Regions from separate parts of the Homo sapiens genome. Here region 1 is linked to region 2. Evidence: read pairs that join two places in POLR2A ChIA-PET (ENCODE). Cell type or tissue: MCF 10A. All regions are shown on one strand. Each heading gives the region's core, and the rest is flanking DNA. Links, peaks and the distances in the headings are about the cores only.

Evidence for each region. Peaks named below come from ENCODE experiments on the same cell type or tissue, not always from the same donor. Only the 100,000 strongest peaks of a DNase experiment are listed, where the experiment ranks them.
Region 1: POLR2A ChIA-PET joins it to region 2 with 5 read pairs; 5 of 35 experiments call an interaction of 5 or more read pairs at or near these places.

What each region holds. Positions count from the first base shown.
Region 1 is chr13:29,580,990-29,585,384 of GRCh38, reverse strand. The region is part of intron 1 of SLC7A1 (solute carrier family 7 member 1); the gene reads left to right. Among named protein-coding and RNA genes, the nearest start is that of SLC7A1, 13 kb to the left of the region's middle. In MCF 10A, for the core only: no CTCF peak of the experiment used is centred there; a DNase peak (open chromatin) is centred at 1,784.
Region 2 is chr13:29,691,328-29,695,722 of GRCh38, reverse strand. It overlaps LOC105370139 (a long non-coding RNA gene), which reads right to left and starts at 723. Exons shown (of 3, transcript XR_941804.3): 1 at 321-723. In MCF 10A, for the core only: no CTCF peak of the experiment used is centred there; a DNase peak (open chromatin) is centred at 1,952.

The sequences.
Region 1 (4,395 bases), core at 95-4,094, 110 kb after region 2:
TCCTCGTGGCAACTTGGAGTTTGCAAAACACACTAGGTTTAGACATATGAGCCACACCTCACCTGCAACTCCACCACATTGTCCTGAATTTCATGTTCACTGCTGGCACTAGGGGATGGGAGTCAATTCTCCATCCAGACCAGTTAGGGCAAAGAAAGTTGAAGAGTCAAGGTTTCTTTTTGTGGTGATTTAGGAGTTTCTGACTGAAGGGGACATTATTCTCTGTGATGATGCCCAAGAAAGTGAGTAGGTTTTCAGGGCAGACCTGTGTGAATTCCCCAGTGTGGTTTGCTTTTGCATACTGGGGTATCTGTCCTTCGTTAACCTGACACAGTGGTGTCCCAAAGGTGGCCTGGTCAGGCTGTATGTGAGTTTTTAGAAATGGGCCATACATTTGTTAATTTCAGTGCTCTGATTTTCTTTGAGTTTATTTTATTCAGCGTGATGCGACGAAGAACCTGTCTGAAAGAGTTAAGGATTTTGGGGAAGAAGAGTGAGAAAAGATACTCATAGAAATGTTATTTTTTGACTAAATCTTATGGGTTAATATCGAACGGTATTGAAACTATATTAACAATAGCAGCCATACCATTAAATAGTTCTTCTTGAAAAGGTTGGATGGACTTTTGCTTAAGAAATGCTTGAATGTTTTTTCTTTTTTTTTCTTAGAAAATAAATGTCTTTAAGTCTGTGTATATAATTCACAAAACAATTGTAAATCAAGGGAATTGACTCTGCCTAACAAAGGTACAATGACATAACAGAACTAGAACAAGATAAATGGCCTCATTTATTGAAACAATGTGCAAATGTCTGTCCTTGTTCTTGGGAAGTTTCTTTTATTTACTATGCTTCTCAATAAAAATAAATTTGTTGTGAGAACTCAGAGTGCTTACTTTACAGTACTCTTAAAAATTCATATAGAAGTTACAAATATTGGCCAGGTGTGGTGGCTCATACCTGTAATCCCAGCACTTTGGGAGGCCGAGGCAGGCAGATCACCTGAGGTCAGGAGTTTGAGACCAGCCTGGCCAACATGGTGAAACCCCGTCTCTACTAAAAATACAAAAAATTAGCTGGGCATGGTGGCGCAGTACAGCTCCCGAGTAGCTGTAGTCCTAGCAGAGGGCTGGGTCCCAGCTACTAGGGAGATTGAGGCAGGAGAATCACTTAAGCCCAGGAGGTGGAGGTTGCAGTGAGACGAGATCGTGCCATTGCACTCCAGCCTGGGCAACAGAGTGAGACTCCGTCTCAAAAAAAAAAAAGAAAAAAAAAGTTACAAATATTACCATCACCATTGTTGGTATTTGAGAAGAAACCTCATGAACTTGATCTGATGCTGTTATATATGTTAACGTTTGAAATAAATGATGACTCTGTTATTGCAAGTGTACCACACTTCCCCCACAAATCTATAACCTCACAGTTTCAGCAGCTAGGTTTTTTGTTTGTTTGTTTGTTTTTTTAACTTTTGTTGGAAGACATTTCTTTTTTCAGATTGCTTTCTTTCCAGAGGGCAATCTTGGGAGAAATTAAGCAAGAGCACTCATTAGTTCTGTGAGTAATTTTATTGAACTGGGAAGAATGTCTGTCTTGCTGGTCTCAGAGTTTGATACAATTAGAATTTTAGAAAATTATCAGATCTAATTTGTGCTGGGATTCAGGCCTAATTACTGAAAGACTCTGTGGTCTGATGAGTCAAGGTGAGGGCATTGCCGTCTCATGTTTCTTGGGTGATTTGGAGTAGGGCAGTGGCCAGGGGAGGTGAAAGCTCTCTGCACAAATCCAAGTCACTTTCCTGCGGCTCCTGGTTGCCCATGAGTGGTCCTGTGTGGAGCATCTGCAAGGGAGGTCTTGCTGAGTCACCCTGCATAGAGTTTGAGTTGCTGGAAGAGTTGAAGTCTACTAAGAGCTGCTGGCCTTGACCCACAGAGGTCCCAGCAAGAGTCTCTTTCCAGCAAAGTGTCCTGCTGTGTGAAGGAAGAAAGCACGATTCCACCCTGGGGAGGTACTTGGGAGCAGGGACAGAGGGAAAGCATGGGTTTCTCAACACGGATGCTTTGTGGGAGCAAGCAATACTGCCCCATATCCAAATGAGCAGTGACTCAAACATTTGAGTTCTGGGAATTGCCCTTGTTCCTAGACTTCCTTGAAGGAACAGAACTGTGGGGGCACACTTTTACTGTGCATGCGGGCACGGGTGTGGGCTCCTTTACAGTTCTGGGGTGGGGCCTGAAGGCCACATCGCTGCCAGGTCTAGACCTAATGAGGGACCTGCACCTAAAGATGCAAGCTGTGTAAAATAAAAAGTTGAAAAGTTAAACCTGGGGATAAGACTAACTGGAGCGTATTGTTTCTGGAAATGTAGCACACAAAGCAGGAAACATTTCCATTGTAGTTGTGTACATTGGGTGCATTTTGTAACAGTCCTGTTCATTATGACTGTTACTCCTTCATTGCTATCTAAAGAGCGTGTAGGTAGCTAAGGTCATATGGATTGGGCAGAAGTGGCAGTAGGAGTGGGCAGTAAGGATAGAAGGAACGTATCTCAGTGAGTGTGCAAGTTAAGTACTTGGCATAATGTAATAGTGCCTTTCATATCCTAAGGTCATACTGTGGGTATCTTTAAACTGTCTAGACCACACGTGCATACAAATCCTCCCCTGGGGATCTCCTGAAATGCACATTCTGATTTGGGAGCTCAGGGAGGGGGTCTGAGAGACTGCATTTCTAACCAGCTCTCAGGGTCACTGGGAGTAGCAAGCACCTCCAAAACTGCTGGAACCTGGAACAACTGCAGGGAGACCTGATCTGCCCATTAGACCACATCTCCCTGAGGGTCTGGGATGCATGTGTCTTTGTGCCTCCTGTACCAAGAGCAGTGCCTGCTAGGAAGTGGATGCTCAAAATGATCTTTTCAACTGAACTGAAGAGGCTGCTGTCCCAGAGTCCGTTTACGTTAGTGGCCTTGGGACGGCAGGGGTGTGGCGACCCAGTCATAGCCTGTACACTTATTTCGGCCCAGCTTGGTTATCGCTTTACAGCCGTCTGCAGATAGGATGTGTGAATTTGGCAGCAGAGGCGGGGCTTCTGGCACCGGCAAGGAGTGATAGCTGAGGGCTTGGCAGTGAGGACAAGGACAGAACACCCATGGAAGAGAGGGAAGAACTCAGTAACTACTGCCATCAGGGATAATTAGCCGAGTGGCAAGCAGCCCTCCTCATTTCAAGAGGTCTGTGTTGTACACCCACATGCAACTCTGTGCCTCAGTTTCCTCATTTGAAAAATGGAGAAACTTACAGTTCCCCTCTTGTAGGTTATATTAAGGATTGAAGCTTTTAGCGCCTTGCCAGGCTTAGCACGAGAGGGCAATAAACATGAGTTGCAATTAGGATTGGTGTGTAAAGGGTTAAGCCCCAGCCTTCAGGGAGGTTTCTCCGAGAAGAAAAATCCCATTCCTGAGGTTGCACATAAATGTGTTGGTATTTTGCCGCTAAAGGAGTAGGTGTAAATTAACATGCAAAGTGATTCCTCCAGAAGGCTGGGGGTGGTGAAATGGGCGAAGGAGAGGTTGCTACTTGTTCGTCATCCTCAGGAAATTCTTAATGGAAGAGGCAGATGTCAGGAGCTTTCTAATTAATGGGCAGATGAGGTGGGAGATGAACCTGTCTTGGGGGTGTGCCTCAGGGGCAGGCATGGCGCTGCCAGAGCTAGCACTGGGGTGAAGTTCCAGGGACCCTTGCCCGTAAGACCTTAAACCAGAATGCCACTTAGAGGGGACAGCGCATGCTTGGCTGTATGCTGTAGTGTTTAAGCCTCTTTGCAGCTGACTTATATTTGGTTCTTTAAAAGTCTTAGAAGTGGCTGGCTAAAGGTAACGGGGTGCTGAAGCATGGCTCCCACACATCTCTGTCACCCCAAAGGTGCTGGGCACGAGTATTCAGGGAAACCTTGGCTGTGTCTGACCTATGTTTACTTCAGAGCTTTATGCCTAGCACGGGGGTTTGCACAGGGACATTGAAAGTAAGGAAGAAGAGAGCAAAGTAGATGGGTCTCTCGGAAGGCTTTGAAGGGGTCCCAAGCTTCTGTATTTTCTGCAAACGCCTGTGAAAACTCCCAGAACATTCCTTGATCAAAATGGTTTTCTTGTACCTTCTCACAGGGAGAGAAGCGAGGGTGGGGGCAGGGTCGGGATGTCATGGGAATGGAACGTTCTTAAGCTCAGTTGTATGTGATTTTTATTTTTCTCTGTTGCCTGGTTCATTAATTCATAAACTCCCTTAGAAGGCTAAACAGTTCATTAGAAATATCCTATTTCTGTTAAATAGCATAGAAACATGTCATTTACATTTTTCTTTAAAACTCAGAACTTGAGATCACTTCTGTAAAATGTGA
Region 2 (4,395 bases), core at 193-4,192:
GTAGAGAGCTGGTCACTCAACCTGTTCTGTTATTTTGGTGACTTCAATCTCTGTTCTTTCAGGCCCTCCAACAAACACCCTGCAGGAAAGTTTCACTAAAGGCAAATGCGACTGTATCCTGACAGTAGGTCAACTAAATCAAATCAATGGCAGAAGCTTCTTGTAGGTGGAAGGCCCAGGGACGAGCCGAGTTTAGACCTTGAGCGTGCTCTGTTCTACCCATGAAAGGGCAGAGATGCCTGTATTAGTCTTTCTGGCCCACCATGTAGCTTGAACTCCGCCCATTCTGTAAGTGGAAAATTACTTTCCGCATCCCTTACCCAAAGAGCAGGTCCTCTGGTGCAGATTCGGATGAGGATATTTGAAGTTGCTGCAGCCCGTCTGGGCTGTGGACTCCTTTTAGGGCTTTTCATATGTTTGCTAACCACTCTTCATGTATGGGTTCCTGACTAAGATTCTTCAAATACTAACTAAAAGCTCCAGGTTGTTGATAAAAATTGACACACACATGTTATACTGTTAGAGAAACATAACACAAAAATTAAAATAATTCAAATACAATGATAGGAGCAAATGTCTGTAAAAAGCACTCTAAGAACCCAGAGGCGGAGCCGGGTGAGGAATTGGTGAGGCTCTCAGTGGTGGTGTTAGGGAAGCTTCTAGAGGAGCCAATCTGAAGCAAAACTCCAAAGGATGGACAGATGTTTCTCAGGGGCCAAGGGGAGAAAGGGATTCTAGGCACAGGGAGCCACTAAGGAAGGACAGAGAGCAGGAGAGAGTTGGTTACAGACAGACATGGCATGGGATCTCAGCAGGAGAGGTGGTGGGCATAGAGATTAGAATGGGAGCCAGGTGCCTGGAGTCCCAGCTATTTGGGAGGCTGAGGCAGGAGGATCCATTAAGCCCAGGAGTTCCAGGTTGCAGTGAGCTGTGAATGCACCACTGCACTCCAGCTTGGGTGACAGAATGAGACCCCATCTCTAAAAAAAATTTAAAAGGGAGGGATTGAAAAGGGGAGGGAATCCAAGTCTTGAAGGCCACCCTAGACTGAGAAGTGTGGATTTGATCCTGTGGGTAAGGGCCATTTGAAGATTTTGAGTAGCATTTAAAGTGCACAACTAGATTGATATTTTCTTTTTTTTTTTTTTTTTTAGGCAGACTCTCACTGTTGCCTAGGCTGGTGTGCAGTGGTGCGATCTCAGCTCACTGAAACCTCCGACTCCCGGGTTCAAGCAATTCTCCTGCCTCAGCCTCCCGAGTAGTTGGGATTACAGGCACATGCCACTACACCGGGATAATTTTTTGTATTTTTAGTAGAGATGGGGTTTCACCATGTTGTTAGGCTGATCTTGAACTCCTGACCTCAGATGATCCACCCTCCTTGGCCTTCCAAAGTGCTGGGATTACAGGCATGAGCCACCGTGCCTGGCCCAGATTGATCTTTTCAAATGTTATCTCTGGCAGTCATGCGGAGAAGAAGTGAAAGGGAGGAGAAATTGGAATTAGGGTGACAGAACTTGTAGGAACAATTCTGGCAACAGATGTCGATCATGAGGTGAGGAAGTGGTAGGAAAGTTACCTTTCTGAGCATTTCCTTGGAGCCACGCTGTATGTTGAGCACTTTACATCTATAGAATCATTTCATCCTCACAACCTTAGGAGGTAGGTACTATACTATGTCCATTTTAGACACGAAGGGAGTGAGGTCTAGATAAGCTTGCCAGATAAAATACAAGATATCCGGTTATATTTGAATTTCAGGCAAGCCAGTAACACTTTGCTGGTATACATACGTCTCATGCAATATTTCGTTTTCTAAATCTGGCACCCGAAGGCCCAGAAAGGTGACACAAGTTGCCCAAGATGTCCTAGCCGCCAAGTGGCAGCGCCAGAATTGGACTCCCGGGCAGGTGAGAGCCTGCACTTGGCTCCACCCTGCCTGGCTGTGCCGCCTCTCACAGGTGGAGCTGGTTGGGCTCTCAGACAACAGAGAGGGCTTGCAGGAGCAGAACCTTGGCCAGGCCACTGGAGTTCATCTTCAGGCAGCTTCGTTTGCCCTTTCTCTCTGGCCGCTTCATTTATTTATTTATTTATTTTTTATTATACTTACAGCAGGTCTGCAAACCTCCTATAAGCTATCTTAGTGCTGACAGCAAAATCTTGGCTTGTGACTAAGTCACTAAATCCCCGGAACTCGAAGGTATCTCTGCCCTAGGGTTCAGAACATTTTTCCAGCTCTCCCCTCCCAGTGAGCACTGTAATTAGGAACTTATTCAGACCTGATCTGCAGACAATATGCATTGACAGCTCTGCATACCTGTTCCCACTGGCCTGGGATAGAAAGCGCAACTTAAACAGAACTGTTTTAAGAGATTTAATAAGGTTTCACCTGAGGCACAAAATACAATTGTACTTTCAACACTGGAATGTTTCAAACGTTTGACAAATGAATATTGGGTGCTGGTAATACTGTGAAGTGCAGGGCAGAAATGTTACTCTTTGGAGTTACTATCCTTACTAGTTTCATTTAAAAGACAGATATCAAAAAACAGACCCACAGCAACACAATGAATGTTGCAAGGAGGGAATACAGAGGAGCGGGTGGGAGTCCAGGAAGAAGGTGGGGTCATGAGGATCTGGCTGCTCACAAACCGCCCCATCAGCACTGCTGGAGAGCTCATTAGGAATGCAGAATCAGGGACCCCAACCAGACCTACCGATTCAGACCCTGCATTTTTCTTTTTGTTTGTTTTTTGTTTTTCTGAGACAGGGTCTCAATCTGTCACCCAGGCTGCTGTGCAGTGGGGCAATCATAGCTCACGCAGCCTCGAATTTCTGGGATCAAACAATCTTCCTGCTTGTAGCTGGGACTGCAGGCATATGCCACCATACTTGGCTAGTTTTATTATTTTTATTTTTGCAGAGACAGGCTCTTGCTATGTTGACAAAGCTGGTCTTGAACTTGTGGGTTCAAACGATCCTCTCACCTTGGCCTCCCAAAGTGCTGGGATTACAGGCGTGAGCAACCACAACCAGACTTAATAAGATCTCCAGATGAGTCCTGTGCACATTCAAGAGACATGACATTGAATAATAAGCACCGTTCACTCCAGAGATGACACATGAAATGAATCTAGGAGGAATAGCTTTCCAGGTAGGGTTTAGAGGGAAGGCATTAGAGGGAGAGGAGGCAGTAAGCAAGGGCATAAAGAAAAGAGACACACTCAGGAAATGACCCAAAACTTTGGTACATCCAGAGCCCAGTGGTACATGGGGAGCAGTAGGCGGGAGCCTGCAAAGGTTGGCAAAGATGCCTTAGAGAGGGGAAGATGGTGAGTGGCTTTGTTGCCACACGAGAGGGTTGGAGCTTTTAAAATAAAATTGTTCAAACATACAAAAAAGTATCAGTAACAAGCATAAAATACAATAATGAGTATCAACTGTAAATAAAACCTTACAGATCAGCCTCCTGTGTATTCCCACCCACCTGCATTCCATTCTTCTCCCTTCCTCCTGAACCTGACTTCTGTTCTGAGTTTGGCCTTACCATTCTTATGGATGTTTTTCATGATCTTCACACATGTGTTTGTATAGATAAACAATACAGGATTGTTTTGCATGCTATTTTACTAATATGTATTTTACTACAGTTTTACTTTCTGTTCGACACTATGTTTTTTAAGACTTATTGTTGAGGCTGGACACAGTGGCTCACGTCAGTAATCCTAGCACTTTGGGAGGCTGAGGCAGTGGATCATTTGAGATCAGAAGTTTGAGACCAGCCTGACCAACATGGTGAAACCCCTTCTCTACTGAAAATACAAAAGTTAGCTGGGCATGGTGGCATGCACCTGTAATCCCAGCTACTTGGGAGGCTGAGGCAGGAGAATTGCTTGAGCCTGGGAGGCAGAGGTTGCAGTGAGCCTCCGTCTCCAAAAAAAAAAAAAAAAAAGAAAGAAAAAAAAAAAGACTTAACATGCACAAGGCCCTAGTTAATTCATTTTTGACTACCTTAGAGTACTTCTTTGGATGAATATGTCACTATTGATTCTCCTAATGATGGATATTTTGTTGTTTCCAGTATAGACAATGCTGAAATGAGGCTGGTATGAGTCTCCTTGTACACATGCTTGAGTTTCTGTAGGGAACATTTCTAGGAGCAGAGTTGCTGGGTTATAGAATATGCACCTCTTCAACTTCTCTAGATACCATCATATTGTTTGCCAAAATGTTTGTACTGATTTACATTCCTACTAGGATAGCAAGAAAGTTTCTGTTTCCCACATTCTCTCCAACACTTGATACTGTCACATTTAAACATTTTTGCATGAGAGTGGGATACACTCTCATACACATGAGATACACGAGAGTGGGATACAAAGTGGAAACACTGAT